Linked DNA regions of Mus musculus: all the other regions are linked to region 4. The links are chromatin loops, found by intact Hi-C in ENCODE. Cell type or tissue: heart. All regions are shown on one strand. Links, peaks and the distances in the headings refer to the core of each region. The heading gives the core; the rest is flanking DNA. Region 1 has its middle 21 kb from the start of Rnf112. Region 2 has its middle 22 kb from the start of Tnfrsf13b. Region 3 holds the start of Gm42080 (a long non-coding RNA gene). Region 4 overlaps Slc5a10 (solute carrier family 5 (sodium/glucose cotransporter), member 10).

Evidence for each region. Hi-C counts contacts between places; a loop is a spot of excess contacts. Peaks named below come from ENCODE experiments on the same cell type or tissue, not always from the same donor. Only the 100,000 strongest peaks of a DNase experiment are listed, where the experiment ranks them.
Region 1: a loop joins it to region 4, with 3 times the contacts of the local background. A loop is called at or near these places in 2 of 42 quality-filtered maps.
Region 2: a loop joins it to region 4, with 2.7 times the contacts of the local background. A loop is called at or near these places in 4 of 42 quality-filtered maps.
Region 3: a loop joins it to region 4, with 2.1 times the contacts of the local background. A loop is called at or near these places in 8 of 42 quality-filtered maps.

Annotation. Positions count from the first base shown.
Region 1 is chr11:61,428,726-61,437,166 of GRCm38, forward strand. No RefSeq gene overlaps it. Among named protein-coding and RNA genes, the nearest start is that of Rnf112, 21 kb to the right of the region's middle. In heart, for the core only: no CTCF peak of the experiment used is centred there; no DNase peak of the experiment used is centred there.
Region 2 is chr11:61,100,175-61,108,615 of GRCm38, forward strand. No RefSeq gene overlaps it. Among named protein-coding and RNA genes, the nearest start is that of Tnfrsf13b, 22 kb to the right of the region's middle. In heart, for the core only: no CTCF peak of the experiment used is centred there; a DNase peak (open chromatin) is centred at 4,327; H3K27me3 peaks cover 1,011 bases.
Region 3 is chr11:61,189,538-61,197,978 of GRCm38, forward strand. Gm42080 (a long non-coding RNA gene) reads left to right here and starts at 6,162. Exons shown (of 3, transcript XR_879911.2): 1 at 6,162-6,269. In heart, for the core only: a CTCF peak has its summit at 4,044 (motif pointing right); a DNase peak (open chromatin) is centred at 4,074; H3K27me3 peaks cover 911 bases.
Region 4 is chr11:61,712,179-61,717,178 of GRCm38, forward strand. It overlaps Slc5a10 (solute carrier family 5 (sodium/glucose cotransporter), member 10), which reads right to left. Exons shown (of 15, transcript NM_001382268.1): 2 at 4,067-4,138; 3 at 3,500-3,604; 4 at 3,086-3,145; 5 at 2,858-2,962. Among named protein-coding and RNA genes, the nearest start is that of Slc5a10, 5.3 kb to the right of the region's middle. In heart, for the core only: a CTCF peak has its summit at 2,634 (motif pointing left); a DNase peak (open chromatin) is centred at 2,643; H3K27ac peaks cover 1,448 bases.

The DNA.
Region 1 (8,441 bases), core at 1,761-6,760, 280 kb before region 4:
ATCTCTGAATTTGCTCATTATTGGCAAATTGTCCAGAATAGAGTTGTACAAAATCTAATTTTTTAAAAAAATGAAGCTGGAATGGTGAATTTGTCCTTGTCATTGTGACTGTCCTTTTATCAGGGCTGAGCCTTCACTTCAGTGTCACACTTCCCTGAGTTTAAGTGACTGCCCACTCTGAGCCAGCACAGCCTGGGGCAGAGCACTGTGAGCAGATGTCCCTTTAAACTGCAACTTCCCTGGTGATGCTGGGACTCTGAGAAGCTGTGTTGTCTTCTGCTAAGGTAGAGCCTTGTTGTGGGAAGAAGAGATGGAGAGAACCTCAGAGGCTGATCAGTAGTTTGCTACCCACAAAACTCTCAGCCTTTTGTGGTGATGATGTGAATGTATCTGCCCCTTAGATACTTTCTTCCACTCTCACCACAAGGATGAAAAACAGCCAAAGAGGAGGGTGGTGTCATGAGCTCCCCCGAGACAAACTGGCCTCAAACCTGTATCTTACATAGGAAAAATGTTTCTTCAAATATAAAAAAGAGACTTCTTTTTAAACACCATCCCCAAGGCTGGGCATTGAGCTCAGACAAAGAACTTGCCAGGCAAGCATGTGGATCCAAGTTCGAATTCCCAGAACCGCAAGAGGTTGGACCCTGTAGTCCCAGCATTCTACGGGAGGTTGGAGGTAGAGACCAGAGAATCCCCAGGAGCTTGTGGGTCATCAGAAAGCCAAGGCCCTGTCTCCAAACCGTGAAAACAAAACAAAACGAAACAACCAGTGCTGGAGAGACGACTCAGTAGCACTGACTACTCTTCCAGAGGACCAGGGTTTGATTCCTAGCACCTACATGGTGGCTCAGAACTGTCTGAAACTCTAGTTCCATGGGATCTGACATCTTCAAACAGACACATGTAGGCAAAAATGCCAGTCCTCAAGTGCCATCCTCCAACCTACACATCTGTGTCATGGCACACTCATGCCCTTATTCACACTTATACAGACACATGTACACATGTATGTGACACACACACACACACACACACACACACACCATCTTTTTAATTAGCAGAAAATCACCAGACCTCACACCTTTCCAGCAACAGAAGAAAGATCCTATTCCATCCCCTGATTTGGGACAGCCTGGATCTCTCTTGACAGCACTGTCCCTTTGTACCCTCATTTGCTTCTCTTCTTAACTGAAAGGCTCACTCTGTCTGCCCCAGTTTTACTTCATTGTCACTGAGACAAAAGTGTCCACACGCCTGCATCACCGTAGACAGTTGCCTATTGCAGCAGGAGTGGGCTCCAAGGCCACATACATTGAGATTCCCTGTGAACTCTTTGTCCTTTTAAGACATAGATAGTAAATCAGGATGAAACTGAGCGTGATGTACAAGTAGGAAAACCAGAGGAAGCTGGAGAAGGCTGGGGATGCTAGGGAATCCATGTGCAAAAGCGAAGGAAGTGCCTGTGGGCTCAGGAGCCAGGCTCTGCTGACTGCAGGAGATTAGAACACGCTGCTGCAGTCTTTTCTGCCAATGCTGAAAGGGTTATTTTGAGAGCAGCTGTTAAAAAAAAAATCCTTTGAGAAAGTAATTTACATCTGTAAAGGAATTACTGGGTACCAGCATCCTCAGGAAGAGCAAGAGATGGTACATCACACATAGCATCTTGATGTGTGGACTCCTTAACACCAGGCATGTGAGAACACCAGGCATGCGAGGCTTTCTCTAAGCAATGTCTACCTGCCTGAAGCCACCTAAAGGAACTCTCTGTCCTGAACCACCTTCTCAGGAACATTATCAGCCAGGGAAGACTAACACAGACCACAGGAGAGATTGGTCTTCTGGTTACCAGATACAGTGTGGGTGACTCTGGGACTCACCTAGACAGAAAAGCCTTGACCTACCTCCAGAGGTCAGAGAGGAGAAAGAAGGCTCATTTCAAGTGGACTCCCTTCCCAAAGCACCTAGAGGGTGAGTTCACTGAAAGCAGATTTCTGTTCTCAGAAGGCTCCAAACTGGCCATGGGTGGTCACACTTGGCTTTCACAGTCTACAGAACAGGGTGGCACAGAGTGCCATTTGCTATTTGGGGAAGCTTCCCAAATGAGAGTCACAAGCCTTTCTTTTATGGTGATTTATTTCCTTTAGCATAATGTCCCTAAGTATCGCCCACTCGGCATGTGACAGAGCCCCCCTTTCTGAAGGCTGAGTGACATTCTACTGCACGTTGGTTTACCACCCTTGCTGTTAGTGGACATCAGGGCTGCCTCCCCTTTGGTGACAGCACTTAGCACGGCTGTGCATAGACTCTCAGAGGGTCTGACTCCAAAGCTTTTAGGTACATGACCAGATGGATAATACGTGGCTCTATTTTTGGTTTTGAGGTGCCTCCTACTGCTTTCTACACTGCTGCCCAATTTTACATTCGTGCTAACAGCCAAGTCTTATGGAAAACTTTTATCTCAGATCCGTTACCCACAAAGTGAAGGTAGAATAGAATGGTTAGGTTGTACTTTTATCTCACTGATGAATAATTTAGATATTTCTTACATCGGATCACTAATGTTGCTTCTTTAGCTACTAAGAATATCAGCCCAGGGGCTGGAGCAATATCAGTGATTAAGAGCACCGGCTGTGCTTACAGAGGGCCCAGGTTCAATTCCCAGCACCTTCATGGCAGCTCACAACCATTTGTAATTCCAGTTGCAGGGGATCTGTTGCCTTCTTCAGACCTGTAACAAGGTACCTGTAGTGGAATTATAGTAGAATCATTGTATGTAGTGTAGACATCAGAGCAAGTAGTTGTTTTTCTGAAGGAGCTTGACAAGCCTGTGGGGAGTGGTTCTGATGCTAAGGTCCTGTTCCCCAATTGGTCCCCAGTTTGTCAGTAAAAGAAGCCAGGGGCCAATTGCTGAGCTGAAGGTACAGGTGGGACGTCTGGGTCTCAAGAGGAAGAGGAGACACAAGGAAGGAGTGGAGTGTTTTCTGCCATGCTTTGGAAGAAGAATGCAGCAACCATGTGAGGTCTCGGGGGCAGCTGGGGACTGTGGCCACCACTATAGGCAGGTGGTCATGGATGTTTGGCAGGGACTAAGTGGAACCAGCCACTGAAGTTTAGGGCAGATGAAGAGACAGAGATAATAAATCGGTAAGGGCACACTTTTCCAGGCGACAGCTATCAATGCTGAGCAATTTTGCCAAGAAAGCAAGTTACAAAAGAACATACTCTGTGTGTGTGTGTGTGTGTGTGTGTGTGTGTGTGTGTGTGCGCGCGCGCGCGCGTGCGGGCAGGCCCGCATGTGTGCTGTCTGTCTGTCTGCCTGCTTTCTGTCTGTCTGTCTTTTATCCCAGGATTCAAGGGAAGCTGGGAAGGGGCTGATAGTAAAGCCCACTTCCTGGAGCAAGATGAGTGGGGGCTCCAGAGCACAATCACCTCCCAGAGCTCAAGGTAGTAGCATAAAAACTGCACACAACACAAGCCTTGCATGACCTTGGTCACAGGATGGTCCTGGAACACCTGACATGCCTTGCATTATTGGGTACAGCAAACAGTGTACAGTAAGGACACACATGGCGAAGGCTGATGTTTTCCTTCAGGAAACGCAGAGGTTAGATGAGGGGCTTTGGTATGAGGAGCTCATTTTATCCAAAAACAACTTTTGTGTAACAATCAACAAATATGTTTCAGCCAGGCAGTGGTGGCTCACGCCTTTAATCCCCGAACTCGGGAGGTAGAGGCAGGTGGATTTCTGAGTTCGAGGCCAGCCTGGTCTACAAAATGAGTTCCAGGACAACCAGGGTTACACAGAGAAACCCTGTCTCAAAAAACCTAAATAAATAAGTAACTAAATAAATAACTATGTTTCAGTGTGGTTGCTCCAGCTTCAGCTCACGGGGACTACTCCTTCCTGCGGCCTCAGATCCTGGTTGCATTCTGGAGTGACATTCTTTCTTCAATCAACCCACACAATTCAGAACACCGGCAGGTATCAGACATGTACGTGGTACACAGCCATGCAGGCAAGCAAACCACTCATAGCACATAAATTAAATCTTAAAATATAGCACAAGTTCCTAACTCATCTGTTAATCTAACAACAGAGACATCAGTCCTCAGGAAAAATGTTTTAGAGATATACTCTATTCTACAGACACGCACGTACATGAACACTCATGCAAATGCATATATACACAACATGCATATACAAAATATAGGTAACATTAAACTGTAAAGCTATTATCTTGATTTGAAGTTGGCATTGTGTTAGAACAGGAAACTTTAAAGAGTCCACCAAAATCTTGTTCAAACTTAAAAAATGCACTAAGAATCTGTATAAACTACACCGCTAACATACAAATCTACTATGTTTGCATCTCAAAAAGAGATTTGTACAGTCATTTGTTTTTTGTTTTTTTGAGGCAGACTTTCTCTAGGTAACAGCCCTGGCTGTCCTGAAACTCACTTTGTAGACCAGGATGACCTCAAAATCACAGAGATCCACCTGCCTCTGCCTTAGGAGTACTGGGATTAAAGGCGTGCACCACCACACCTGGTCTATTGTAGTCATCTTTATTATTTCCCAATTGCATTAATTATTAATTAATTAATTAATTAATTGTATGTGTGCAAACATGTTCATGTATTTACATGTGCCATTGGTCAGAGAATTGCCTGTAGAAGTATCACATTTCTTTTTGTCGATATATATATATGTGTGTGTGTGTGTATATATGTATATGTATATGTATATGTATATGTATATGTATATGTATATGTATATGTATATGTATATGTATATATATATTATCCTTGACCTCTAATTTTAGCCTACAAGGCAGAGACAAGAAGATTGCAAGTTCAACAACCTTAGGCATTTTAGCAACTCTGTTTCAAAATAAATAAATAAATAAGTAAATAGATGGTGTGAGTGAGAGGGCTCAGTGAGTAAAGGCATTTTGTTGCCAAGCCTGATGACCTGCGTTTAATCTTTGACACCCACGTGGGAAGAAAGAACTGACTCCATGTGTAGCATGCACATGCCCAAGTTCAGACAGACAGTCAGACAGACAGACAAGCAGATAAGTAGAATGCAAAAAACGGATCTGATGTAGCTAAAGATGTAGATTCTCACTGGTAGAATGCGGGTTTAGGGTAACCAAGGCTCCAGGCTGAATACCAAATACCAAGAGTGCATTCCCCACCCATAACATAAAACAACATGGTAACAACATGAGAGTGGATGTATCAACCAGTGGAGCAGAACAAAGTCTTGACATAAACCCATGGACATGCATCTGATCCCCGACAAGGTGTCAATGACACACGATGGAGAAAGGACAGTCTCTTCAACAAACAGTGCTGGGAACGTAGATATCAAACATTTAGAATGATGGACATGGACTTCCATATTACACCACATGCAAAGAAAGATCAGTGCAAAATGGTTAAAGAATAAGACTCAAAGAAAAGTTAGGAAAAAAATCTTCATGTTATTGAAACGGTCAGCGAGTTTTTAATAATTCATTTTTGTTTTATATGCATTGGTATTTTGCTTGCATGTGTGAAGCACATTGGATCCCCTGGAACTGGAGTTACAGACAGTTGTGAGCAGCTATGTGGGTGCTGGGAATCAAACTCAGATCTTGAAGAGCAAGCAGTGCTCTTAACTGCTGAACCATCTCTCCAGCCTAGGCAGTGAATTTTTGATATGACAAAAGTGTGAGAAACAGACACATGGGACTTTGTCAAAGTAGAAAGCCTCAGTGCAGCGAAGGGAAGAGTCAGCAGCTGGAAATGCAGCCTCTGGAAGAGGAGAAAATATCCACAAGGTCTATAACTAATGAAGGTTTCACATCCACAACCTGTATAGAACTCACAAACTTCAAAACCGGAAACAAACATAGACAACCAGGCAGACATCTTTCCGGCTATTCAAAAGATCAGTGGGTTCATGAAAGAATGTTCAACATCACCAGCCATCGGGGAAACTAGTCAAAAATGACTTACCAATCCACGTGTGGGTATTATATACATATACAAAGAAATCAAGCGTTGGTGAAAACGTGGAGAGAGAGCCATGCACAGTACAGGCTGAAAAGAGAGAATACAGTTGCTACAGAATAGCAAATTGGGTCTCCTAAAAAAAGAATTAAAAATAGAACTACCATATGGCCCAGAAATTCTACTTCTGAGTACTTATTTAAAGGAATTGAAATTAAAATCTAGAAGAGATTATTTGCACCATCATGTTTGTTACAGCTTTATTCACAATAGCCGGCAGGCAGAAGCAACTCATGCAATCTATTCAAAACGCAGTGGCACGTACTGGTGGGATTCATCCAGCTACAAACAAGGACGAAGTGCTGCTGTGTGTGCCTCAGATGGCTCCCAGGGGCACTCTGCTTAGTGAAACCATAATGACAGGAGAGCCAAGGCTGCTTCACTCTGTCTCTGAGGTGTGTAAAGTCAGTGAGATGGAAACCGAACTGTGGTGGGGGAGGGGATTGCAGTGGCTATTGATCTCCCGCAGAGCTTGGTTATAAGGGCTGAAAGAGTAATTGAGACCTACCTTACTGCTCCTACAGCTAGCAATACCGCAGTGCACACTGAAGTCTCATAGAAAGCATCAATACCAACAATTCAAAATAGAAGGACTGTATAATATAATCCACTGTTTTGGGTTGATTTATTTATTTATTTATTTATTTATTTATTTATTTATTTAAGACAGGCTCTCCAGCCCATGCTGACCTTAAACTCCCTAGGTAGCCACCAGTGACTTTGACAGAAACGGTTTTACAGGTTCCTGGGAAATGCTAAAAGCTATCCTTGATTCCCCCAACCATCTCCAGTTCAAGCTGAGCCCAGGCCGTGATCATGGACATGGTCAGTAGGCCTGTCCTTTTGGGATGCTAGGGGCTTCCCTTCATACCTAATGGGGTGAATCAGCAAGATGACAGAATAGGAGATCCCAGCCTTTATTCTTTCATAGAGGCCCAGAATTAACATAGTCTATGGATCCAAATGTCCGTGTTGGAATCCCAGAAACCAGTTAGGAGGCTGCATTGCTCCAGCTTCTTAAGATCACGCCAAGAACAGTATAGAGAAATCATAGGAGGCCTGCTACAGTGACTCAGCAGGGAAAGACTCGCTACCAAGCCTAACAACCTAAGTCTGATTCCCTAAACCTTCGAGGTAGACGGAGAGAACCATCTCCCAGTTTGACATCTGACCTCACATGCATTTTGTGGCAAACCCCTACTCCCTCCTAGCCGCTGCCACCACAGCCAAATAAATGGAGAGAGAGAGAGAGAGAGAGAGGGAGAGAGAGAGAGAGAGAGAGAGAAGTTGGTCAGAAGAGCCATTTTGCTCTATCCACAGCCTCCCCTTTAAGCTAACAATTTTAACCACTCACTTCAATTTGTGGCTTCTCCCTGGGATGGGGGCCCGAGGGGGTTGATGCATGAAAGCCTGCTTTCCAGTTCATCTAAGAACACTAATTGATCAGACATAGTTTGGAAATCTGTGGGCCCTTGAAAGCAAGGATGGGTTCTCACTGTGCCACCTCGGTGCCAACACGTGGCTTCTCCCTTGAAGCATGGATGGACTGTGGATCTAGATGTGTGCAGAGCTGCCCCAGGACCTGGCATGTCACTTAACCTGGGGACCTGAAGGGAACCAGTATTACATGCTGATGAGCTGCTGAGACAGAGAAGAGGGGGGTGGCTTGCTGCTGTAGCACAGAGCCTGCAGTAAAGCACAACTCAAACCAGAAGGAGCCAGAGCTCCTCAGAGGAGCAGAGCGGGGAGGAGAGGGAGAAGGACAGGGAAGAGGAGGGGGAGGAGGGGAGAAGGGGGAGGAGGGAGAAAGGAGAGGGGGGAGGGGAAGGACAGGGAGGAGGGAGGGGGAGGGGAAGGAGAGGGAGGGGGGGGAGGAAAGGGAGGAGGAGGAAAGGAAAGTTTGCAAGAACCAAATGTGATGGATGACGCTGAAGGTAACAGGGTCTTCCAGACATGACAAGGCTCATGTGTATGTAATCTCAGAGACTGTGGCAGCACACACAAGAGACATACAGGTCACAACTCAGCACCAACCGGGGGAAGTGAACAAGGGCTCCCACCCCAGCCAAGAAGCTACCTGCAATTGATAGCCACTGACAAAGGAACATTAGTTTTCACCAATGGAATCTCACTGGGAGTATTAACCACACACCACAGCACAGGCCCCATGCCCAGGAGCAGTTGGCCAACACAAAATGAATTCAAAGAAGTTTTTGTAAACTTTTTTTTCCTTTGGTCTCATTTGCTTTGTTTGGACGTTTTGTTGTCTTATTGTCTTTTGCTTGTTTCTTCTCAGTTTATTGTTTTCTGGGCACTTTTGTGTTTCTTACTGTTTTTGTTTGTGTGTTTGTTTTTTTAAGAGAAGGGGGAAAGAACATAAA
Region 2 (8,441 bases), core at 1,335-6,334, 610 kb before region 4:
GTCCATCCTAGGGGTGATACAGCTCACAGTAGGCTGGTCCATCCCAGGGTGATACAACTCACAGTGGGCTGGTCCATCCTAGGGGTGATACAACTCACAGTGGGCTGGCCCATCCCAGGAGTGATACAGCTCACAGTAGGCTGGTCCAGCCCAGGGTGATACAACTCACAGTGGGCAGGTCATTCACTCATCCATCATTATCAAGGAAATGCTACACAGGCTTGTTAAAAAACAGTGCAGTGAGAAGACATTTTCTCAGTTGAGGTTTCCTCTCTTCCCTAGTGTCTCTAGCTTGTGCCAAAAACAAACAAACAAACAAACAAAACCAAAGTAAAACAACAAAACAAAAATAAGCAAATCCTCACAAAACCTAACCAGTAAAGAGTGCAAGGTACCCTTCCCCAGCCATGCTTAGCAGACTGTCTGAGGCTTGAGTTCAGGGGTTGTGGGTGAGACAGTGTTTTCACAGATGGTACTGTGAGTAGTATATTCGCTCATGAGGTCTCCTCCCTTAACAGCAGGCTTTAATGGCCTTAGTGAAGGACTTAAGTGTGGAGGTCCAACTCTCCTGGTCTTCTTTAGTCATGTGGAGACACAGGGTCTCTCTCCACCAGAGAAAGCAGTTCATGCCAGACAACCAAACCTGCCTTGGTCTTGGTCTGTCCACACTCAAGAGCTGTGAGGACTACATTTCTGTTGAATATAAATTACCCAAATCTCATACATTTCGTAGCAGCAACACAAAAGGACCAAGACAGGCATTTATAGTCAGTGCACTGATACTGCAATTCCGGTTTAGAGTGTCATGAGTGTTTTGTACAGAATGCTTCCAGAGGTGACAATGCCAACCTGTTGTCAGTTTTGTTTATTATGTGGACTCTTCTCAAATGAGCCCTGAGGTAAGCACTGTGGCTTTGAACCTGGGGAGCCCCACATGGTGGCTCTTGCTTCTTTAACTCCTCTGTGGTGGCATCTGACAAATAGGGTAAATCTGCACTTTCCCACAGTGAGCCCTGACCTGAGGGCTATGAGGTTCCAGGGATTAGCTGAGGAGGTGGCAGAGAGTGGTTGGCAGAGGATGAGGGAGGGAAGGGTGAGAGAGGAGAGTGGAAGGTGTGAGAGATCAGGCTCAAACAGCATAGAGGGAATAGCTCTTTGATACTTGTTCCAAAAGCCCAGGGATGGTGGATTTTCTTTGCTTGAATCCTGGGTGTTGCAACCCATCTTCCCACCTCTCTGGTCAGTTACGTTGTAACTCCCTTGCTTCTTGGCCCATTTTCTTTGCCCATCCCTTTTAGACCCCCAAGACCAAGCATAAAGAATGCTCCAGCTCCAGGGATGTGACCTCCCCAATGTGTCTTCCACCACGTTTCTTATCATTATGCTTCTAAGAAGGAAGAGGGTGCCTGAGTTGCCCAGGAACTGGCCTGACATCTTTGGGACACCATAGTTGCCCTTTCCAGCACCACAAACACTGCCAACAGTGAGGAACTTTCCTGGTTAGTTTGAGATTAATTTATGTCCCACAGCCAAAGAGTGTGTTGCATCCTCAGCAAAGAGCCCTCACCCTACAGTTGTGGTGGAAAGCTAAGGACAATGGTAATAGCCAGTGTGGTTGTAGAGACTTCTGGAGCCTTCATGCCGGTCACTCCTCAGGAGTATCTCATGCCTGGCACTGTGATTTTGGTTGATAAACCACATCTTCTGGGAGTAGCACTGTCTGCCTCAAAGGGTAATTCCCGTCAAAGTTTTTCAAAGTTATATTTTGAAATGAGCTTGCTAACCAGAGGGTTTTTATAAGACATTTTTCATACATCCTTAGTTTTGGGTAACCCACGGTCATGGCTTCAGCTGTCAATCAGATACAAAGAGACACCTGGGAAGTAGGAACCTCAACTGAGAAACTTACTAGACTACACTGGCCTATGGCAATATCTGAGAGGCATTTTTTTTAATTGCTAATTGACTAGGAAGGCCCAGCACTCTGTGGGTGGTGCCATACTTGGGCAGGTGGGCCTGGGCTGTGTAAAAAAGGCAGAGGAATGTGAGCCTGGAAATAAGCCAGTGAGCAGCATTCCCCACTGGCTTCTGTTTTAAGCTCCTGCCTTGAAACTTTTCTTTATACTGTACTGTAACCTGTTAGCCAAATAAATCCTCTCCTCTCCTCTCCTCTCCTCTCCTCTTTCTTTCCCTTCTTCCTGTTCTTTTTCCTCCTCCCCTTCCTCTTCCTCCCCCCACCCCCATCTCTCTCTCAGACAGTGTCTCACTGTGTACTTCTGGTTAAACTGGAACTTACTAAGTAATCCAGGCTGGGTTTGAACTCTCAGAGATCCACCTGCCTCTGCTCTGCCCCTGTTCCTGCCCCTGCCCCTGCCCCTGCCCCTGCCCCTGCCTCTGCCTCTTGCGTCTGACTCAATGCTGCAACAGGAGCCTTCTGCACATGTTTATTGGGAGAGCTTGATTGCAGAGGCGTGTCTTACACCCGGATTGGTTATGCATTCTACCTTATTTGCATGTTCCTCATCTGATTGGTTATTCTCTCTCGGTACCTCACAGAACCTCATTAACATACCTCATTTGCATGTCTCACATCTGATTGGTTATTCTCTCAGTACCTCACAGAACCTCATTATCATGCCCGGGCCAGGCAGTATCTTGGCAAAAAACTTTACTGCATATGTACACATTGGTTGTTTGCCCAAACTTATGCGTGGTGGCCAGCAGTAGCCAGCGTCACTCTGCAACGGCACATGTGGCTTCCCACACCTGCCACTGCCCCTGCCCCTGCCCCTGCCCCGCCTCTGCTTCCCAAGGGCTGAGCTTAAAGTTGAATACAAGGACCTCCGTGCCCTATTTTAGTTACTTTCCTGTTGCTGTGATAAAACACTGCATCCAAAGCAACTTTTCAAAGGATTAATGTGGGCCCACACTTCTGGAGGGATAAGCGTCTGTCCATCCCCATCACTGTGTGGAGGCATGTCAGCAGGCAGACACAGTGGCTGGAACAGCAAGCTGTGACCTCACAGCTTGACACAAAGCAGAGAGCAACTAGCAAAGTACAGCTCCAGTGGCGTATGTCCCCCAAGAGGCCACATTTCCTAACGGTGTCACCAACTACAAAGGAAATATTCAAATGCAAAAGCCTGTGTAGGGGGGAACATTCTCCTACCCTCCACCCCCCCCAAAACAATGGTAACTCAATCGCTGTGCAGCAACTAAAATCCTAGTCTGTAAGCCTTATTAAATCTAAATCCTCCTGTGGCGAATCCTGACGGATCGACCATTGAAACCGGGAGACACTAGTAATTACATCTGTCCTCGCGCTATTCCCATCCAAAAAGCTGTGGGGAGCATTCTTACTCAAACCATCACATTCCATTCTTTGGCTCTCATGGGGTCATGAACATATTGTAATACAAAATTTATTTATCTAAACTTTACAGTCTTTCACAGTCTTAACACTGTTTAAAAGTCCAAAGCTTATTCTGAGATGCCAGGCAGTCTCTAAATTATTTGTAACCCTCTGCAAAATCAGAAAGCAAATTACATACTTCCAACTTAGAATGCCATTCTAAGAGGGAGAAATGGGGCCACAGTGAGGGAATACTGGACTAGAGCAAGACCAGATGCCAGCAGGGCAAACACCAAATCCTATGGCCCCACACTCAGTGTAGAAGGGCTTAGACGGCTCTCTCCACCCAACTGTACTGTCTAGAACATACTTCTACTTCGTATATGCAGTTTTTCTTAGCAGCCTTCAGCTTTGGCACCTCCAACATCTTGGGGCCTCCAGTGCAATCCAGGCTTCACATTCACAGCGGGGAGTAGCCGGAGTTTCAGCATAAGGACTTGGGCATGGTCTGGCAGACTTTGTTCAAGGTCTATTCTAACAATGAGGTGTTGAGCCAAAAGTTGGCCTTCCCACAGGAACAAGAGAAGGACATTTTCTCCCTTCTGGGAACCCATTTTGCTGACTGGAAATTTGCTCCAGGGTAGTTTCGAGCACACATGGCTGACATGCCCTGGGTCACAATGGCAGCAAAGCCCTTCTACCGGGGGCTGGGTTTGTTTCCTCTAATCATGTCTAACCTTTGACATTACAAGAAATTGCTATCTACAGTGTTCACACGTGAGAACATGCAGTTGTGCCACGATATCCCCCTTTCAAAACTACCCAAACAAACAAAAAGCCAATCTCATAATCTTGCGAGAAACTTTGGGATTTCGTACTGGGCCACGTTCCTCGTTTTCCTTCACTGCGTGCAGACAGCTTCCGTGGAACTCTCTTCTACATCGGGACTGAACCAGAGTGCCACTAGGTGGCGCTAGAGGATTGCCTGGGCCAGTCAGGGACTGGTCGGTTGTTAATACCAGTGTGCCGACCTACAATCCTTGCTTCGGTTTTTCAGCTTTTTTCCAACTGGACACTTTTGTCTCTCATTTTCTGAAGACCATGAAGAGTTTGTGCAGTAAAGTTGGCAAGGGATTCTGGAGACTTCGGTCTAGTCTCAAAGCTTTTGCTTAGTGTCAGTGCCAGGAAGGGCAGTCTGTAATACAGTCAAAATGGCTTGGCCTTCCCGACGCCCAGGGTCTCCTTTGGATACTTGCTCAGGCTTTTAGCTATCCAAGAAGGCAGGGTTCTCAGAGACTCCGTGTTATCGCCCATCACCAGTCATAGTTAGTGGATTTGTCTGCAGCCTTCTTTCGTTCCCTTGAACGGTCTTGATGGAACCTCACCTCATTGTCTCCTGCTATGATCATACAGGCTCTGTATTAGCATCCCAATGGAGCCCGGCCTGGCGGCTAACTTATGAATATTAACTTTATCAGCCCAGCTGTGTGCTAAAGACCAGATTGAGACCTGTCACGTGTGCAGCAGGCAGTTAGGATTATATATCTACTTTTCCATGTTAGGTCAAAAGCCTCAACGGGTCCTTAATGAAGGTGGTGGAAAATACTGAATAAACAACCCTCCTCTGGGTTGTACTTGAGACAGGTCAGACATGGGAAAGGGACATGCATTTGGTGGTGCCACCCATTAGCCACCCATGGAGGCAAAGGGTGTTCTCTGCGGGAGAGGGCATAGTCATTATTCCAGGTTCCCTATGTGAAGTTCCTGAGTGAGTATGTGGGGATAATGCAGCTCCGAGAGAGAACCCTGCATGTAGAGAGCAGTAAGGGGCTGGGGCAGGAGAAGCCAAGAGGGAGGCGAGAGCAGAGCTACCTGGAGGCAGAGAAGCCAGTGTTTGAGTAAAGGCTGGGTGCACAGAAAGGAAAGGTCACCAAGGGTGTCATATGAGCCGCATATGGTGTCCAATCACAGTGGAAAGCTGGGGGGGGGGGGGTAGGAGGAGCCATGAAGTATATAGACTACGAAGGCAACCCAGAGTCCTTCCTAAGTTACCCACATAAAGGTTTAATTACAGGATGATCACAGCTCAATGTGTCTGAGGTTGCCAGAATTCTTGATCTATTAGGAAGTAAAACAAAATGGTCGCTCTGTGTGTGTGTGTGTGTGTGTGCACGCGCTTTGTAAGTCTAGGGATCAAATTTAGACCAGTTTTTGAGATTATGTGCCAGGACCAGTCATAGAGGTCAGAATTCCATCATTTAGGTGCTTCTGAAAGCAGGTGACCTCGCTGATTGACAGGGCCAGTCAGTAAGTCTCACCATACTGACACAACTGAGGTGTGCTCTAAGCTGAGCATCCCTTTCCCCTTTGTGTTAGACAGGCCAGATTGAAATCATGTGCAAGTCTACACATGGAGACCGTGGGAGTCAGGAAGGCCAGGTTACCCTGACCATTCATTGTTTTACTGCACAGCCAAAATCTTTGTCAGCTGGGGTAGACTTAAACTTAAAGGAGAAACTTCTCAAACCCAAACTAGCTAGGAATCACTCAGTCATTAAATACAGCTAGGTGCATGCGCCAATCTGACCTGCTCCAGGGTGGCAGCCAATACTGGGACCAGCAAGGTGGTTGAGAGCGAAGACAGAAGACATCCTTACAACATGCATGGATCCAACCTGAACAAGGCACTACTGTCAGTCATATCCCATGTGGGGGTGCTCCTAGGATGGTGAGGTGACTCCTGTGGACCTATGGCCGTTCTCCTCCTCTGAATCTGCCACAGACTAGCCTCAGCCAGTGTCTTTCAGTTGCAAATGAGCCTTCAGTAAGGCCTCCAGCAAGGCACACCTTAGCTCATAGGTTTTGGTCTCACTGGAGCACAACCCTAACATGAAGCCTTCATGCCCATGGCTGGATCAACAACCAATCTCCAGGATAAAGAGGCCAAGGGAGTCAAGGAGAGAGTTCTCTATGGGGCATCAAGGTGTGGCAGGAGCAATGGGGTGAGTAAAGGCTTGAGAGTAGAAGTATTTTCCAGACCAGAATACATATATATTGAAAAGATTCATTAAAAATTAATGCAAGGGAAGACAGAGATATAGGGGACATTTTCTTGCTTTTGGTTGGTTGGTTGGTTTTTCTGAGACAAGGTTTCTCCATGTAGTCTTGGCTGTCCTGGAACTCATAGACCAGGCTGGACTCAAACTCACAGAGATCCACCTCTCTCTGCCTCCCAAGTGCTGGGATTAAAGGCTTATGCTGCTACTTCCAGACTTGGGGATAAATTCTTAGAGAATCCCTCCTTAAAAGGGACTGGGAATAAATTTATACAGTGAAGAATAAATATTTTGTCTTCATAATAATACACGGCGGAAGCATCTAGAACCTGGTGATTCTGAGCTTCTGTGTTCACTAAGTGCTTCCCTGGAGGTTTTAGGAAGAAGATGTTTTGATCGTGTCTAAAGCTAGTTACACCGTTTATAAATGCTACCTGAAGTGCTTCTGGTGCAACTGGAGTTTAGGGGCAAAAGCACATTTTGGCAGCTGCAACTGGCTTAGCCTAGTCACTCATCTCAACACCAACTAAAGAGACAAGCAACAGTGTAAAGCAGAGAAAAACTTAATCCATACCGTGGGAAGAGACGCAGATAAATGGGTCAGTCACCCCACATTTGCCTCCCAAGTATGAACATGAAATTTAGGCTTAAACAGAGGAGAAATTGAAATAGGGTTAAAGTTTATACATAATTAGGGGCTGGAGAGCCGGCGCAGTGGTTAAAAGTACTTGCCGCACTTCCCGAGGACTTGGGTTCAATTCTAGCACCCACATCGTAGCTCAGAACTCTCTGTAACTCCAATTCCAAGAATTCGATGACATCTTCTAGACTCTATGGGCACCAAGTACGTATGTGTACACATACATACATGCAGGAAAATAGTCATACACATTAAAAATTAAGCCAAGCGTGGTGGCGTACGCCTTTAATCTCAGCACTCGGGAGGCAAAGGCAGGCGAATTTCTGAGTTTGAGGCCAGCTTGGTTCTCAGAGTGAGTTCCAGGACAGCCAGGGCTACAAAAAAAAAAAAAGCATAATTAAGTAGTCTTGGTCGATGTGTGGTTTGGTTATTTATTTATCTCAGCCTTTGTCCTACAAGGTAGTTCTGAAGGAGCTGCAATCTCTGTCACTTGAGGAAAGCAAGCCTGTTCCTTTGAGATGACTCTTGCTCCAGGCTGCAGCCTCACCCCAGTGGATAACTATCTTCATCTTGGAGGTGGGGTGTCTGCCTCCCTAGGTTTTGTTGTTCCTGGGACCCAAGGAGACACAGGTTTAGAACAATTACTTCCCTTTGTGCCTTTAGCTTGGAAGGCAGCGGAGACAGTGGAGGTAGGCAGACACACCTTTGTAACTCTGTAACATTTTTGTAACCTTTGTAATTTTGTAACGCAGGTGTAGAGCCAAGCAGAAATCCGACCCGAGGTAAAGGAAAGAACTCAAAATGAAGGCCGTGACCCCAGGCTTGCTTTCTGCTTTTGGTTGCTTTGTGCTCAAGTGATGAGCTGATGCTTTTTGGTGAAAGCAATTTTTAATTGCCTGTAATATCAAAACAAGAACAGAAGATACAGTTTGGCCTTGACCCGGAGTCAAACTACGACATCTTTTGAGAAGGCCTGCAGGCTTGGGGTCATTCAAGAAGCTGCAAGAACAATTTAGCAAGATAAACTCATTTCCTTCTTCCCACATGCATCAGTCCAAGCAGAAAGCCTACGGGGAGGACGGTGTTTCTAAGGGCGACTGGATTCAGTGAAGTGCAGATCATCAGCTCCAAACTGCTTCCTGGATGGGGTTCCGTAAGGCATAATCGGGGATAAATTGCATCCTCTCACCACTTGCCACTCTTACTTTTCCAGCCTTATCCTGTTATGTTCCGAATACAGAATACATGCGAGGACAAAATAGATCCTTGCAACTTTTCCTTCAAGCTGAACATCCTGCTAAAAGTAGCAGCTGTTTCTACAGTAGCCTCAGGGGATGAGTGCCTGACCTCGGTTTCCCATAGGGGAACTGGATGGTCTGCAATTTTAATTGAA
Region 3 (8,441 bases), core at 1,992-6,991, 520 kb before region 4:
CTCCTCCTAGCTAGCAGGCTTCAGATGAAGATGAACTCTCAGCTCCTTCTGCACCATGCTGTATTCTCACTATGATGATAATGGACTGAACTTCTGAACCTGTAAGTCAGCCTCAATTAAATGTCCTTATAAGAATTGTCATAGTGTCTGTTCACAGTGGTAAAATTCTATGACAGATGGTCTGTTCTTAAGAGGCTCTACTTTTCCCAAAATCCAAGCTGACTTCAAGCTTAGGACCATGGCTTATTTCTGCCTTCAGCCTAGGAGGGCAACGAGACGGGTTAGGTAGAGAGAGGCTCCTGTAGTGTTTAACATCCTATAGAAATCGAGCAAGTGCCTGCCCTAAAGTAAAGGTGGCAGGCTCAGAATGAAGGCAAAGGACCAGGCTTTTTAGTTATGTTTATAGTTAGCTTGTTGGTTCGAGTGGGGAGCTTCTGTGTGTCTCTTACAACACCACTTACAGCCAAGAGCAATCGGAGAGGGCACCAGCCTGAATAACAGGCAGGGACATTCTCCAAAGACCTTCTGTCTGAAACTGCAGATCGGGAAATGATGGATGTGGGCAAGGAAATTGAAACAAAGGGAAGGTTTTAAAGCCAGAATGGTGACAGGGGGTCGGGGGGCAGTTATATTGTGGTGTTATTAGGCCCTAGGTTTGAGCCCCAGCATTGAAAAAGAAAAAGAACAAAATGGACCGATGGTTCCTTAGATGCAGGCTTCACTGATCTTGGAGAGTGTGGTAGTTTGAAAGAAAATGGCCGCCATAGGCTCATAGGGAGTGTAGTCATGGCCCAGCTGGTGAAAGTTTGTCACTGGGGATGGGCTTTGAGGTTTCAAATGCTCAAGCCTAGACCAGTGTGGCTCTCTCTTCCTGCTGCCTGCCAATCTGGATGTAGAACTCTCAGCTACCTCTCCAGCACCATGTGTGCCTGCATGTCACCCTGCTTCCCACCATGGTGACAATGGACTAAATCTCTAAACTGTAGGCCAGCCTCGGTTAAATGTTTTCCTTTATAAGAGTTGCTGCAGTCACGGAACTTTGCAGCAATAGAACACTGAACTAAGACAGGGGTCAAAGGCAGGAGGGTAGCATCACAATGAGATGCTATTTGTGGGCAATTATTCTCCTCAGAGCATCACCTTTCAATTGTTGCAGCTTTACAGAACTGTTAGAGGTGATCGTTGTTACAGAAACCTGTGCATATTCATGAGGCTAGTAGTTCATGAGATTCATGTAGAACCCTCTTCTGAGTAGTTCTTGACAGATGACCTATCATTCCAGTGTGTCTGAGGAGAATAAGTTCATCTTGATGTCACTGAGTTTTCTCAAGGGAAAACAAGGCAACCTAGTGGCACTCAAGACGGAAGGACCATGATACAAGAGGATGTATGGAAGGGCCTTAGGGCTTCTGGACCAACTGGCCATGCAGTGCCTGCTAGCTTCAAAACCAGTGTTGCCTTGGAAACCATTCCCAAAGGCTGTGCTTACTCAGCAGTGCTTTATGAGACTGTGAACCGACAAAACTGCTTTGAACCAGATCTCTATAGAAACACACTGATCTTCAAAATCCTGGCTTCACAGAAAGCTCAATGACTGACCTATCAGAAGCCATAAAAAGGTTCATATGGAGCTTTAGATAAGGGGGTTCTCCAACAGATCACCCCACATTTGCTCTTACTTTGAATTTCGGAGGAAATGGGACTTGGGTCCACTTCTCAGCTCAGGGCCATGTTAACTCATCCGTCCATAAATCCTGTGTGACTAAGTCTACCAAGAAAAAAAAAAAAGCACCGCTTCATTTAAGATTTCCCACACATGGCAACCCTTGGTCTTGCAGAGCCCTTGCCTCTCCCTGCGATGCTTATTGTTTTATTTGTTGGTTGTTTGCTGTAGTGTCCCCCACGTGCCCAGCACTGAACTGATCCCTAGGTCTTTGCCTGTGTTGGAGACCTGGGTTTTCTTGTCAAGGTGTCTCACTTGCAGCACAGGAGTTGCAACACTGTCTCTGTATGTGTAGACTATTGGCTTGTCCTTGGTGGATTTTGTTAGAACTGGCAACAGTGTGTTGATAGTCTAACAGAGAGGAAGGAAGTGTTCGAGCCATAGAAAGAACAAAGAACAGATTACAGAGGGATACTCACAGAACCCTGTGTACTTCACAAGAGAAACACTAGGCCTGCGGGATGTCTCAGAGGGTAAAGGCCCTCGCCACCAAACCCGACAGCCTGAATTTGATGCCTGGGGCCCACTTGGTGGCTGAAGAGAGTCAATTCCCAAGTCTTCTGACTCTCACATGTGTGTGGTGGTATGCACACCTATGTGTACCCAAATACACAATAATTAAAAAAAAACCTTTTTTAAATACAAAAACATTTCCATACTTTGCTCCTTTGAGCAACTGTCACAACAGTTGTCCTTTCAAATTGATGCTGAGAACATCTTCTCATGGTGAAATGTATATTTATGCCTGGAGAGATGGCTCAGCAGTTGACTCCAGTTCCAAAGGGATCTGACACCTCTTTCTTCCAGGCATACCTGTACATATATACAGACAGGCACATACCTAATTATAATTCAAATAAAACAAATCTCAAGAATTATATATTTGAATCTCTTTCCAGATAAAATATCCTTTTAAGCATCCTTCCTAGGACATGGTTTACAGACAAAGTATTTGCTTGGCATGAGTGAGGTCCTCAGTTCTAGTCTCAGTACTTCAAAAATATATATAGAAAAAAATATAGTCAATCATTAAGTAAGCATCATCCAGCTTAGACACCAATCAACTTATGGTTCATCTTCTGTTGCCCCCTCCTCCCCCTTCTCCCTCCTCTCTTGCGCGCGCTCGACTGGCCAGGAAGAACGACGCTGCAACAGGATCCTTCTGCACACGTTTATTGGGAGAGCTTGATTGTAGAGGCGAAAAGACTTCGAGCCCAGAACTAGTGCTGCTTTTATAGGCCTAGGAGGGGCGTGTCTCACACCCGGATTGGTTATGCACTAAGCCTCATTTGCATGTTCCTCATCTGATTGGCTACTCTCTCTCAGTACCTTACAGAACCTCATTATCATACCTCATTTGCATGTCTCACATCTGATTGGTTATACTCTCAGTACCTTACAGAACCTCATTATCATACCTCATTTGCATGTCTCACATCTGATTGGTTATACTCTCAGTACCTTACAGAACCTCATTATCATGCCTGGGCCAGGCAGTGTCTTTGCAAAAAACTTTACTGCATATGTACACATTGGTTGTTTGTCCAATCTTATGCGTGGTGGCCAGCAGTAGTCAGTGCCACTCTGCAACGGCACATGTGGCTTCCCACACTCCTCCCTCTCTTCCTCCCCCATTCTCCTCTCTTTCTCCTCCTCCTCCCTTCTTCCCCCCTCCTCCTCTCTCTCCTTCCCCCCTCCTCTCTTTCTCCCCCCATCTTCCATTTCTGTAGATCAAATCTAGAACCTCATACATGATAGGTAAGTGCTGTACTGCTGAGCTACATTTGACCAGAGTGTGGGGTCCTTAGATGGAGGCTGGCCTTCCCACACAAGCAAGGAGAGAGAGATTCCCCCTTCCTACTTTGCAGATTAGACATGATCTCATGGAAGCCCCCTTTTTAAAAAAGGTTTTAAAAGTTGTTACTGTATATTTGGGTACACGTGGGTGCCCATGCCAACACACACACACACACACACACACACACACACACAAACACACGAGTCAGAGGACGTGGGAATTAGTTCTCTCTTGTCACCAAGTGGGCCCCAGGTATCAAACTCGAGCTGTCAGGTTTGGCGGCAAGCTCCTTTACCCTCTGGGCCATCTCACAGGCCTAGTGTTTCTCTTGCAAAGCACACAAGATGCTGTGAGTATCCCTCTGTGATCTGTTCTTTGTTCTTTCTATGGCCCTGAAACTTCCTTCTTATCTGTTAGACTATCATGGGAATTTGGGCATTCTTGGTGGACCACAGTCAGAGGAAGTTGTCCTTGGATTTGGCCTGCTCCACTCTGAGAGACTGCAGCACACAGACACTAGATGGCGCGCTAGGACCTCTTGCGATGCACTGGGCGTGACAGTTGCCGCAGAAGCATCCCGTGCTCACTGTTTCTCTCTTTCCACTTCCATCCGACCCTTCTCGCTCTCAGGGTCTCTTATAGACATTGAAGGCCATGCCTAATAAAGTGGGAAGAGGGTCTCAGAGTCACTGGCGTGATATTTGAAGTTTTTGTTTAAAGTTTGAAGAGGGTTGTCTTATAAAATGTGCATCCAGGCTGGTCTGAGTCTGGAGTTCCCTGTGTTATCCCCACAACCTGTTACAGTAGTGGCTTTTAAAATGGATTTGGCGGATCCTTCCCCCCCATCACTTTCTATGTCCGTGGTTTGATATGATCAGTGAGGTTCCAAATCAGGCAACCAGAGGAGCTTGGCTCCGCTGTAGCTCGATTACAGGTATGAACCCATTAACCCGTCTACACTAAAGATCAGTCTCAGGGTTGCTTATGTGTGCAGCAGGTGGTGGGGACGACACAGACCATCTTGTCATGTTAGGCCAAAAGTCACAGTGTGTCTTCTGAATTCCTGAAAGAAAATATAGGGATCCTGGCTAAATGACCACATCGGATTGTATTTGGGACACAGAGGGGACCTGTAACCAGATGGTACCAACGTCCCCCTTAGCCATCTCATGAAGGGAAGGAAGTCCTCTGAGGAGAATTGTCTCCTCAGTCCCATATATGAAATTCTAAAGTGGATATGTGAGGAGGGGAGTGAGAGAGGGAGATGGAGATGTTAAGGGGGAGGAAGTGGGAGCAGAATTGCCAGGTGGAGGTGTAGATTGTGTGGAGACGCTCAAAGGTGAGTGGGTGCTTGAGTGTGCATCAAAATGGCATCTGGGGTTAAGGTTATGGAGACAGACAGGCTAGTGGACAAGTCTAGAGGGGCATATGACATCCTTCTCACAGCTAAGAGGTCACAGTGCCTTGCATGTGGGGATCCTCAGAGTCGATTTTTAAAATTATGCTGAAAGAATAATTGGAGGGCATGGTTACAGCTTACTGTGCTGTGATGAGATGGCATCTCAGAGTGGATATAAAGGAGCATTCTTGTTAGAAAGGAAAATAAATGCTTTTTTGAGAGTCTAAGGGTCAGGTTTAAACAAGCATTTGACATCCCAGGAATGAAGGAAAGGGAACAGAAGGTGCAAGCCCATTGTGCAGGCGCTACCAGAAGCACAGGATTTACCTAGAAAAGGTCTTTCTAAAATCTATTAGCAGATTGTAAGCGACGGACTGGAACCCAGTGGAAGACATAAAGCACCCAGATCAAGATGAAAATGACATTCAGTAGAAGTAGTCACCAGGAGAGGGGTCAACTTTAATAGTAGCTCCTCCCAGAACATGTGCCGAAAATTATCATCTCATGAGAGGTCAAGGTGGTAAGCCAACCTTCATAGCATTTTCAGTTTTAAATAACATTTACTGTGATGCAATTATTGGCCAACTTTCTTTTCTTCTTTCATTCCTTTTTTTAAAAACTTTTATTGAGGAAGCTGGAGAGATGGCTCAGTGGTTAAGAGCATTCACTGCTCTTCTGAAGGTCCTGAGTTCAAACTCCAGCAACCACATGGTGGCTCACAACTATCCGTAACGAGATCTGGTGCCCTCTTCTGAGGTGTCTGAAGACAGCTACAGTGTACTTACATCTAATAAATAAATAAATCTTTAATAAAAAAAAAACCTTTTATTGATTCTTTGTGAGGTTCCCATCATGCACCCCAGTCCCACTCAGCTCCCAGTTCCCTCATATCTGCCCTTCACTCTTGCAACCTCCCCCCCAATAACACCTAAACAACCCCAAAGAATAGAAAAGATCTCCCCATGCAAGCTGCAGTGTGTCATAGTGTGTCCCACTCTGTCCACACATCTTCACTTGCAAATGTTCACTGCAATGAGTCATTGGCCTGGTTCGAGGTCCCTGGCTTCTGTGACACCATCAATATCGGATCCTCACCTGGACACCTCCCAGTTATCCTGTTGTCGCCCCATGTTGTGAAGATCCTGCAGCTCTGAATCATCGAGACTGGCCCTTTCATGTGTCCCAACCGTTTGTAGATGATATAGATTCTGGGATGGGCCAACTCAGAGCCCTGGCTCTGGGCCTGGGTGGTAGCTGAGCTGGTCAGTTCACCAGCTTCCCCTTTCTCTGCACCGCCAGAGCCAGTTGTCCAGCACTGCTCCAGCTCAGGACGGCTTAGGCGATCCAAGGTAATTTGTGGCTTATACATGGATTTTAGGATTTTTTTTTTTTCAGTTTCTGTAAATAATGCCATTGGTACCTTGATAGAGATTGCACCAACTCTCTGGATTACGGATAAGGATTCTCAGATGCCCTCCTTTCACATTTGTATCCCTGGTGTTTGTTTCTCTTAAAGCTTTAGCTAAGACTGTTCAAGCATTGTCTTGAATAAGGGTGGAGAAAAGAGACACCCTTGTCTCGCTCCTGATTGTTGTCTAAGCACTTGTAATTTCCTCCCAGTTACTGTAAGGCTGGCTGTGTTGCTGTGTGTTATGTAAGCCCTAGTAAGGGCTTATCTCATGAAGAGATAGTAGATTTTTGTTAAAAAGTCTTTCCATCATTTATGTGACTCATATGCACATTACATTATTTCTTTTAGCTCTCTCTGAGTTTTTAAAATATAGGCTTTTGTAAGTATGAACTTCCTTATAAGACTGCAGGGTTATTATTATTATTTTAATCCTCAAGTTTGAATGTGCTGTGTTTTTGTTTTCATTCAATTCTAGAAATATGTATAACTTTAATTTTTGGATAAGCCATTCATCATTTAATAGTTTCTGGTTTGATGTCCACAGGCCAGTGCACATTCTGCAGCTTTTCTCCTGCTGCATATTTCTGGCTTGATTCCATTGCACTCAGTGGGCTCATTGAAAAGAATGGGAGCCCTGTATTTTTGGATGGAATGTTCTATAGATGACAGTTAGGTCCTTTTAACCTCTGATGCCATTTAACTCCAACACTTTTCTGTTTCTTGTTGTTGTTGTTGTTGTGATGACCTATTTATTGCGACGAGTGTGATGCTGAAGTCAGCAACTCTAACTACATTGGGGTTAATCTGTTTTAATAGCTGCTATATGAAAGTGAGTATAGCCATGCCCAGTATACACGTGTTTAGAACTGTTAGTGCACTCCCGGTGACTCTTTCCCTTAGTCGGCGTGAAGTGGTCGGTGTGTTTGGTGTTCTGTGTGCCTCTTGTCCTCAGAAGAGTCGGTGTGAAGTGGTCGGTGTGTTTGGCGTTCTGTGTGCCTCTTGTACTCAGACAAGTCTCTCTTTCCCTAGGTCTGGGAAACTCTGTAACTCTGTGGAGTCAGGCTATGATCAGGGATTCCTGGGCCTGCTTGTGGCTATGATCAGGGATCCCTGGGCCTGCTTGTGAAGATTTCCCAGAGGGAGGCTGGCCCATTTTCTGGTCTCTTATTAATGGTCTCTCCTTCATATCAAGAGAGTCCAAAGGGATCTCAGGAATTAAACAGGGAGATAAAGATTACGTCAAAAACCTGAAGTCATGAATGCAAACCAGGCCATTCGGAAACGCAAACAAAGCGAGTGTTCTGCCAGCAAAGCAAACTTTCTTGTCACATAATCAAACAATTACTTAGCAAATGACAAGCCTTCTGAGTGTACCTGGTTTCCCCAAGACTTTAAAAACTTATTATCCTTTGAACATTTCCATACACATATGTTAACACACACATATGTAGTCCTTTGGTCAAATTGCCCCCATTTTCTCATCTTACAAAAATATCCTCTTCTTTTTTTTCATGCTTGTGTGTGTGTGTGTGTGTGTGTGTGTGTGTGTGTGTGTGTGTGTGTGTGTGTGTGTATGAGAGAGAGACTATATTTAATTAACGTTGACTGCAGGAGCTTGGGGATTATTTACTTGAGCAAGGGCAACTTACCAGAGGCAACACCACTAAAGAATACCATCCCCACCACACCACTTCCACTCCAGCAACCATCAGCTGCCCGAAGCTCATCTGGGGTTCAGGTGGGGCCATATGTGTATCCTTACATTATGTTGTTGAACGTTGATGGTCCAGAATGTGTGCAGGAGGCCGCTGCTGCAAGTTTACGAGCATGACATGTCTAGAAGGCAGCATTCCACAGCTCTCTTCCTATCTTCTGCCTCTTACATTCTTTCCACCCATTTCCCTGATGTCTACTGAGCCGTGGAGGGGAGCATCCAACAGTCACCCAGTCATGGCACTTCTGCCAGTCCTGAGTTGAACTGCTGACTGCTGCCCCTGCTAGCAGAGGCTTCTTTGACCAAGGCTGAGAGCAACATTACTTGGCCTGATTGTTGGGGCTCTTCAGGACTCTGTCAGATTCCCTGAAAGGTTCTCTTAGGTGCACACACACA
Region 4 (5,000 bases), core at 1-5,000:
ATGCTTGCTTCCTCACTGGGATCCTGTCTGTGTGCAGGGTCTGTCTGGAAAGTGCATTCAGGGCTGGCCTGGTCACCCACACCCAAGCACATGGTAGGCACACGGCAAGTGGCATGTTTCCCTAGATTAGAGAATGGAGATGAAGCCTGTAGGCCATCCCATCCCATCCCATCCCATCCCATCCCATCCCATCCCATCCCATCCCACCCCATCCCATGGCACTACTGGCTGTGGTTGGCAGGACTGAGTCAGGACAGAGGCTGTGGTACTCAGTGCTGAAGTAATTTACTCTCTAGACCTCCACAGGGGAAAACAAAGGAGGGCTTGAAGGTGGGAGCCCATGCCTGGCTGTTATCTCCTTCCATCTTAAGGGCAGGATAGGTGCACAGTAGCACTGGGAATATAAACAGAGAGAATATAAATAGGATGGGCAGACAGTGTATCCTTTCTGCTTGACTTATTGAGATAGGGTCTTAGTCTGTAACCCAGGCTGGCCTTGAACTCATAGCAATCCTCCTGCCTCAGTCTCTCAGATGCTGGGATTGTAGAGATGAGTCACTAAACTCACCTATGACTTTCTAAGCCAACTTTCATAGTCCCAGGAAATGTCAATGGAAAGAAGGAAGAGGGAGAGAAAGTAAGGGGGTAAATAAGTAAGTAAGACCTGTGGAGAAAGGGGCAGCAGGAGAGATTTGAGAATCCAGAGAGGCGGAGGTAGAGCATGCATCCCCAGAGAAGAGCGACTGAAGGAGCCAAATGCAGAGTCCTGAGATGCTGGTGTTTATGGAAGTGCATGGAGGCCAAGTTGGCTGATGTGCAGTGTGCAACTCTAGGGGAGAGGGAGAGATGAGGCCAGTGAGGTAGCAGGAGCAGTGTGATGGATCACCTTGTGGGCTGCAGCTCGCCTATACTAAGGGGCAGGTAGTGTCATGCCTCACTTCCCTACTTTCCAGAGGTTAAATGACTGGCCCAGAGCCCCACGGTGATGGAGCCGCATTCAGACTCTTGGCTTTGAGCTGGGACTGTGATTTTCCACACCTGCCGTGTAAATCTGCATGCTGGTGCTCCAGTTTGAATAACAGCAGCAGGAGGGCCCTGTGACCTCTGCCTGGACAGGCTGTACAGACAGGCAGGGCGTTCCTGGGCTCTGTGTCTGGGCCTAGTGTGGCCCACGCACTTCAAATAGCTCCACTCCGAAGCCAAGACCCAGGGCGGGCCCAGCCTCTCCCAAACCAAGCGCAGCAATTAGTGTGCCTCCTCCCGCTTCCCCTCAGTCTCAGCAGGCAGCCGCCTGGTGCTGAGGCAGGACCTTGACTGACTGCTCCCCATTTACAGCTGCTAACTCGGAGTCACCCATAAGGCAGAGTCTGAAGCCACATCCTGGTTATTGTGGTTCTGACAGAGATCTTAGCTGACCTTGGCCTGGCCACCATAACCTTGGTGAAGGACTCAGCAGTTGGCAGATGAGCTGCCTCAAGGCCCCTCCTATGCACTGAGCGTCCCTCTGCCCTCTGAAGTCCTGCCCAGTGGCCCACTTGAAGCCTCCCAGTGTAAGGTCGTAGATGGGAAAGGAACCACCCACTCGGCCCATGTCCTTGTTCCTTCATCCCCAGCTCAGCTGAGAGATTCTGCAAAGTTGGCCCTGGCTACCCCCAGCTGATAACCCGACAGTTCTGGGGCTCTCTGACCTCTCATAGCCTAAGGCTGCAGTCTCCTGTCCCACCACTGCCCTGCAGAGCAGTTTCTCTGTCCCAGAGGCAGATGTGGCTGATTTTGTGAATGGCAGAACATGTTTACAAGTGTGCCCCAGTCCCCACCACTTCTTGTGGCTGACCTCAGAGATTACCGTCCTGAAAATGTCCTTAGCAATGGTCCCCAGACACCTCTTATGAGGCCCACTCTCTCTCCTTGGCACTCCCCTGACCATCACATCCTTTTCTCTACTGAAGCCCAGTCCCATCTCTTCCTCATTCAAGACCTGGCTCGCCTGTGTTGTGTATCCATCCACCTCCCACTGGAGAATGGGTCCTAGACAGGCCAGAAGCAGGCGTTTTCCACTCTGCCTGGCTTCCGGGAGGTAGGATTGGTGGGAAGGGGGTGTGGGTAAAAGGATGAACAGGAGAGGGACAGTCAACTCAAGTCCAGGCCCCTCCAGACTAGAGAGGAATCCCTACAGAAGGGAAACTATCATGCTCTCTGGGAACATCTAGGAAAGGCTGTGGTATGCTGTTGCTGATGCTGTAGGAAACAGGCAGCGTCCACCTCCCCAGGTCCTGACCTCCACAGGAAGCAGAGGACCAGGCTGGGCAGCCTCCCTCAGTGTGTGTCTGACTCAGGCTCCAGCTCCTCTCAGGAGCCTGCTGCTGATGGAGGTTAGGCATCCCCTACTGGGCCTGCTACAACTATGGGGCCTCCCCCAAAGCCCACTGACCTTCCCCCACAGCCCCAGGTTCCCTATCTGTAAAACCAGGTGCTTGGACCAGACAGGCCCTGAGCTCCTACTTTAAGATTGGAAGTGAGCTTCCTGCTTCTGACACTTCAGGGTCAGGTCCTAAGAGAAAGCTGTAGGCAGGTAGAAGGCCCAGTTAGACTTAGAGCGCAGGACTGGCAGGCATCATGAGGCCTTTGGCTCCCTCTAGTGGTAAGATGTGGCTCACTTTGAATAGCTCAGATCTCCTCCCCCTACCTTCCCTGCATCAGCATCAGGAGATTCTGCCCAGGTTACTATCTCTCCCTGGTTTCTCTAGCTGGTGCACTCACAAGTTGCCAGATGAGCTAGTCTCTAAGGCCCCTCCCATGCTGTGCTCCCGCAGCTCCCGACAGTTTCCACGCAGGCGCAGGCTGGGGGGCAACTCACCGATATCTTGGTGAAGACAGACAGCATCAGGGACAGGACAGATAAGTACGTGCGGATGCGCTGGCCACCAAAGCGCTTCTGAATGTATTCAGGCAAGGTGACGATCTGGGGAGGCAAAAGAGAAGAGGAACAAGGTGAGTATCGGGAGGGCCAGCCCCATCCAGAGGTCCTGTCCCTCCGGACTTGGTGAGGGTCAAGCCTCTGCCATGGCCCCAGGAAGAGACTCACCTCTGAAGATATGTAGATGGGTACAAACACCCATGCCAGAGCCAAAAGCACATATGTGGCCTGTGAGGACAGAGGCATGGGAGGGTTGTGGGCTCAGCACTCAATAGCCCTGCCCTGGCACACAGCCAGATGTGGCAGAGAGGAGTAGTGCTGAGGCTACCCCCCCCCCACACACACACGCCCCTCCTGCTTTGCTGTGAGAAGCTAGGAGCTTCTTACGGATGTCTCTGGACTGCCGGGCTGCCCAGCCTTCTGTATCTACAGACCAGCTGTCTGTGGCATACTGCGTGCCACAGTCTGGCAGGCCCTGACTGATACACACTGCTGGGAGCCCCCTCATCCAGGGACCAGTGAGTGTGGCTTCACCCTCTACCTCAGCCCTCCCACGGGCTGTGCCCATTCTCCAAGGCTCACATTCCACTCAAAGCCAGCCACAGCCAGGCCTCCGGCAGCACCCGAGCCGGCCAATCCTACGAAGAGGCCAGAGCCCTCGCTGCTTGCAAAGAGTGAGGCTCCGATCTGCAGGGGGGAAGAAAAAGTGATCACTGTGAGCCCATTACATCAGCTCCACCTAGACCAGAAACACCTCCTCCAACCTGGCAGGTCTAAAAGGAGAACATACCCTGTTCACATATAAGGATCCCAGGCTCAGGTGTACAAGTTGGGGTACCCATAGGTAAGCCACAAGGCCAAAATAAAAACCAAAAACGCACAAACAAACAAAAAACAAACAAACAAAAAACCCCAGAGTTTTTCAGACTCCAAAGCCCTTTACAGAACTTATAGCAGTTTGTCCCTACACAGGCAACTTGGGGGTCTCTTCCAGCCCAGGCTTATCCCATTGGGCTGGTGGTATTAGACAGGGACCTTGATTGAAGCACATAAAGAGACCTTGGGGGGACATAAAGAGTCCTCAGGGATACAGATCCTGATGAAGTCAGCCTGTGGACAAAGGAGAGGCTAGAAGGTGGGTGAACTCACCGGCCACCAAGCCATGTCCCGGCCCGCCAGGAAGTAGCCGCTCACTGTGTTCTTGTTGGCTCGACAAGCCGACTGCAGAAAAAGAAAAAGGCAGGAAGTGCATTGAATGGAAGATGCTTCTGCCTCTGGCAAATGCCTGACAGTCCCTGTGTACTCTGAGCATTGCAATGCATGTGACCCGCAAAGAGAAAACATGAACACACACACACACACACACACACACACACACACACACACACACACAGAGAGAGAGAGAGAGAGAGAGAATATTCACAAATAGCATTTTCCAAAATAGCCCAAAGTAGTAACAACTCAAAGTCCAGCAACTGATGAAGAAACAAAACAGGCATATCCACACAATGGAATATTATTCAGCCAGGAAAATATACAGTTAACCTGCCTCCAGTTTATTTCCTGTTTCAGAGTTGGGCTGTATTGCTTTCCTAAGGCAGAATTCCTATTGGTCAAGCAAGAGGGGTTGGTTTTACAGATGGCTAAAAACAAAAACAAACAACAACAACAACAACAACAGCAACAAAAAAGGCAACAAAACCTCTAAGTTGTCAACTCCAGGGTGACTGTCCTTTCAAGGCAGGGCAGGAGCAGGAACCTTGGGATCCTTTACGTTTTTGGTGCAAGGGACAAAGCAGGGGAAACTGTATCTACCATTCAGATGGAAACTGGCCTATTTCACAGGCAGCAGAGCCTCTTCCTTCTGATACTTTGGAGCGTCATGGAAGAAGCTGTTTTCACACTGGGGAAGTGGAACGTCAGTGTGACTGTCTCCACTTTGCTTTTTAGAATTGCTATTGTTATTTTATGTGTGTAGGTGTTTTTTGCCTGTATGTGTGTCTTGCACCATGTTCCTGTCTGGGGCCATCAGAACCCAGAAGATGGTGTCAGGTCCTCTGGAACTGGAGCTGTAGACGGTTGT